Linked DNA regions of Homo sapiens: region 1 is linked to region 2. Evidence: read pairs that join two places in POLR2A ChIA-PET (ENCODE). Cell type or tissue: PC-9. All regions are shown on one strand. Region 1 overlaps TTC7B (tetratricopeptide repeat domain 7B). Region 2 has its middle 22 kb from the start of CALM1.

What was found. Peaks named below come from ENCODE experiments on the same cell type or tissue, not always from the same donor. Only the 100,000 strongest peaks of a DNase experiment are listed, where the experiment ranks them.
Region 1: POLR2A ChIA-PET joins it to region 2 with 5 read pairs; 10 of 35 experiments call an interaction of 5 or more read pairs at or near these places.

The regions. Positions count from the first base shown.
Region 1 is chr14:90,703,829-90,706,328 of GRCh38, forward strand. The region is part of intron 5 of TTC7B (tetratricopeptide repeat domain 7B); the gene reads right to left. Among named protein-coding and RNA genes, the nearest start is that of TTC7B-AS2, 7.7 kb to the left of the region's middle. In PC-9, no CTCF peak of the experiment used is centred here; no DNase peak of the experiment used is centred here.
Region 2 is chr14:90,418,184-90,420,683 of GRCh38, forward strand. No RefSeq gene overlaps it. Among named protein-coding and RNA genes, the nearest start is that of CALM1, 22 kb to the left of the region's middle. RefSeq lists a silencer at 1,028-1,228. In PC-9, no CTCF peak of the experiment used is centred here; a DNase peak (open chromatin) is centred at 1,198; H3K27ac peaks cover 1,358 bases.

The sequences.
Region 1 (2,500 bases), 290 kb after region 2:
GGCAGCACAGTGCCGATGGGATTGTCACACATTCTCAGGAGTGGGACCAGATAACCCGCTTGGGCCTGGGAAAGGCAAATCTGCTGGGGAGAGAAGACAAAAAGGGCAAAGGTTGAGGAGGCTCATGAGAAGAAGGACTGGAAGTGAGCATGGAATGTGAGCCATCTGGGAACATGGCAAGGGGAACAAGTACCAGATGCCAGGCATGCACTGAGATGGGGAAGGACTGGCCAACGGGCTTCACCTTGTCTCTTCCTCATCTGCAAAATAGGACTAACACCTACTTGCCATATGCAATGAGATGGCACCTGGAAAGCTTCTGACTCCATGCTCAAAAACACGTGAATCCTCCGCCTTTCCCCAACCAGCTGCTACGTCCCACCATCCGGCCCTTCATTCCACATACAAACATTTACTGGCTAAAAGCCAAAAGCAGCCACTGGTGTGATTGTGAACCTTTGGTTTAATAGAAAACAGTGCAGAATCTGAACCGGTTTCTACGATGTACTACACCAAACTCTTCTTCTCAATTGTAGCTTTATACATGAGGAAACACAGGCTTAGAAATAACAGGGAACATGCCCATGATCACACAGCCCACAGCAGAAGAGCTGGGATTTGAACTCAGGCCCTATCTGATGCCAGTGCTAAGGGAAGGTGAAGATGATCCCTGTCGTGCAGAAGCCTGCAGTCAAACTGGAAAATGTGACTACCTCCTATGACGCAAAACAAAGGCATCCCAGGGACAGGAGAGCAGCCTGGGAAGGCTCCCAGCGGCACAGGCCAGCTGAAGTCTCTGAACCTAGACACATCTGGCTGCAAAGAACGGGATGGGATCCCACTGGGAGTGGGTGACAAAGGGGTAGCAGAGAATTTATGCTGAGGCGTCTGAGCTTCACAGCAGAAACAGGACTCAGAAGAAAGATGGTGTCGGGGAAAAAGACTAACATTGATAAGATGGCGACAACACAGAAGACGCTCTGACCAGAAGTCAACCCTCTGAAGTCAGTTCTTTCATCGCACAGCACCTCATTTATTTGGCTTTCCCAGTCAGAGTTCACACTCACTCACTCCGACGCGAAGCTCAGGTTTACCTTGGCTCTATCTACAGAAAAGAAAAAGCTTTGCTAAGCACATCAGCAGAGCAAACATGATCTGTGAGGAGAATATTTAATTTGCTCAGGGGAATAAGCTATTTCAAGCCCCTCTAAGCCATCCAGAGGAGCTGCCATTTACTAACAAACCACTGACATGGTAATTAAAATTATTTCACTCTCTCATCAAGAAAGTCCCCACAAGAGACTGGGCTTCTTCAGGACAGAGACTGGGTCCCTCCCACTAGGATGGAGTATGATCCAGCTGCACACCTACTCATGTAGCTGTTGTGAGGATGAAAGGTCACAGTCACTGCCCAGGAAAGGTCAGCCATCATCTTCTTCTGAGATACCACTAACTGGTTCCATGCCATTCCCCAACTCATTATTCCAGATGATCTGCCAGCCAACCTAGTGACACAGGCAGGAATTCGTTACTCGCAACTGATAAGGAGGGAAACTGAGTCCCAGAGAGAGAAGAAGGGAGTCTGGCCCAACAGCTCTAGGAGGGGCTGAGCCAGGACCTGATTCCCACCCGGCCTCTGGGTTCCCAGGGCAGGGATTCCCTCCCCTGCCCTCTGCTGGGTACTGTTCTAGCCCATATTTCATTGACCCCCTCAATTCTTTCTTAATATTTTATTCGATAAAATATAGATACCGAAAGCCATATAAAACAATTGTATGGCGTAAGGGACTATTAGAAGGCACACACCATGTAACCACCACCAAAAAAAATAAAGACACCGCCATTCACCACATGCCAATGAACAGCCCCCTCCAACTAAAAGTAACAACTACCCTGACTTTTCTGGTTAATTGCTTTGTTCCTCACGTAGGCATCCCTACCCTATAGCCTTGTCCACTTTTTTTCACTTGACGATTCTTCAAAATCGCTCCTACTTTACACCTTCCCCACTACCTCTTTTTCTTACAACTTATCTGCTAGAGAAAACCTGAACTGTTCAGCCTATAGAGTTTCCCACTGGCTAGAAAACTGCACATTCATGCTACAGTTCAATACATGCCTCTGTTCTCTGTATTTCCTGCAATTTGGCAGCTAGATCCGCAGGCTTGATCAATTCAGGGTCGATCCCTTTGGCAAGACTTCAGCAGTGTTGTGCTCTTGTTCTGACATTAGCAGCCCTTGGTATTCAACACTTTCAGCATCAATCTCCCGGGAGTTACTAAGTGGTGACATTCTAATTCTCCCACTGCATTTTCATTTATTAGCTGGAATAATTTTTTTTTTTTTTTTTTTTGAGATGGAGTCTCGCTCTGTTGCCCAGGCTGGGTGCAGTGGCGCAATCTCGGCTCACTGCAAGCTCCACCTCCCGGGTTCACACCATTCTCCTGCCTCAGCCTCCTGAGTAGCTGGGACTACAGGCACCTGCCACCACACCTGGCTA
Region 2 (2,500 bases):
ACATTGTAGCAGGTATCAGTATTTTGTTCCTCTTTATGGCTGAATAATATTCCACTGTCTGGACATACCACATTTTGTTTACCCATTCATCAGTTGACGGACATTTGGGTTGCTCCCATCTTTTGGTCTCCCTTGTTTTGGTCAGTGATACATGCATCTTAGCAGGTTTTCAGTGACCTAAGAAAATGCTGGCCCAGTGTGTGTGATGCTGCATATCACAAGTGAGAAGATAGCTTGTGCCCCACAGTCCCTGTGCCCATTTTGCTGCCTGTGGGGACAATGCTAAGAACCCAGTCACTGAGTCACTGATATCTGGGTTTGAGCCCTGGCTCTGCCACTTAGGCTCGCAGGACCTCACCTACTGAATGAATGAGTTGGGAGGCTCCATAGATGTCAGAAACCTTTGCAAGCTGGGAAGCTGAGCTGAGGTGCAGCTGCTGTTCATCCCCAGGCTGATTCAGAGTATAAAACCCCAGGCTTAGTGCAATCCAGGATGTTTGGGTTCAAACCTCAGCTCCTCTCTTTACTAGCTGAGTGATTTCGGCAGGTTGTCAGCTTCTCTGAGCTACTTTTCCTACCTGGGCCCCTGAGCCCTGCTGGGCAGGGAACCCCTTTCTCCTGCCTCCAAACTTCAGACTCCTTCCTCTGAAACCATGGAAGGGGACACCTTTTATTAAACTGCTGTGGTGAGATGAGTGACAGGCTCTCTAGTGAAGCTGGCCTGTATGAGCTTGAAGATGCAAACCTTCACATGGACATACACACATGTACATAGTCACAGGGCAATTGTCAAGATGTGTAACAACAGGGAGGGTCCCCTGTTCTTTCCACCAACCAGAACACTCTCTTGCTTTTGCTGGTGCAGGGTTGAGAGTTAACCCTTCAATTGGAGGCTCATGGGGGAGGTCCCAGGGGTCCAGGGAGGGAGCTGGGGCAGCAGGGGGCCCTCAGGGGGTGTTGAGGCCGGTGGCTTTTACCAGCAGGTAAGGAAGCTTTAGAATATTTTAAGGCTGTTATGGCCACGATGGTATGTATCAGACGAATGCCAGCATCGCACACCTGTGAACCCTTTCCCATGGATAGGCCCATACAAGGGCATGCGCCTTCCCACACGCACACACACACACATCCTGCCACACATCAGACTTCCTAGCTTCCTGCAGTTAGTTTTCCTCGAATGAGCCAAAGCTGGGCTGACTCAGGTGGCAAACTGCCAGGATGCTGATATTTCCCTCGGCTCTGGCCTGAGAAGCTTCAGGGAAAAACCCACTCACATCCTGAATCCTCACCTGCTCCAGGCGGGCCTGCAGGCCTCCTGGCCCGGGCGCCGGCGGCAAGAGCCTCAGTGACATCCTGCTCTTCCTGAATGCCAAGCATATTGGCAGGGAGAAAACCCTGCCACACCCAGGGTTTCTCCAGAGTCCTCCCAAGGAAGAGGTAGAATGAGGCTGGTTTTCTTAATGTTTGGAGCTGGAAAGTTATGCTGAGATAACTGGTCTAGGCTCCCACTTTTTTTTTTTTTTTTGGTAGAGACAGTGTCCAGCTATGTTGCCATGGCTGGTCTTGAACTCCTGGCCTCAGGTGATCCTCCCACTTGGCCTCTCGAAGTTCTGGGATGACAGGCATGAGCCACCACACCCAGCCCCAGGCTCCCACTTAATAGGTGAAGAATTTGGTCCCAAACAGAGACAGAGAACCAACCAAAGTCCCACTTGCAGAGGGTGGTAAGCCCAGGACTGAACCCCGGCCTCCCGATGCCCCAGCCAGCACCTTCCACCCAGCAAGCCACAAATGACTGGATTCCCCCATTCGGTGTTCTGATTGCCTCCTGGGCAGTCCCCCATGGACACAATGGCCTAATCGGCCAAGTTTTCTCTTCCAGTTCTGCCCCATGTCATTCTGGAGGCCTGTCTTTCTCAGCTCCCAACAGAACTTACCTCGCACGTGGTAACAGAACTTACCTCGCAGCGTCAAATAGGTCCACCTGTTCGGCCAGCTGATGAACATACTGATGCACTTTATTTTATTTTTCTGAGACAGAGTCTCGCTCTGTCACCCAGGCTGGAGTGCAGTGGTGCGATCTCAGCTCACTGCAGCCTCCGCCTCCCGGGTTCAAGTGATTCTCCTGCCTCAGCCTCCCAAGTAGCTGGGATTACAGGTGCCTGCCACCATGCCTGGCTTATTTTTGTATTTTTAGTAGAGATGGGGTTTCACCATGTTGGCCAAACTGGTCTCGAACTCTTGACCTCGAGTGATCTGCCCACCTTGGCCTCCCAAAGTGCTGAGATTACAGGTGTGAGCCACCATGCCCGGCCTGATGCCTTTTTTTTTTGAGACGGAGTCTTGCTCTTTCGCCCAGGCTGGAGTGCTGTGGCGCGATCTCTGCTCACTGCAAGCTCCACCTCCCGGGTTCACGCCATTCTCCTGCCTCAGCCTCCTGAGTAGCTGGGACTACAGGCATCTGCCACCACGCCTGGCTAATCTTTTGTATTTTTAGTAG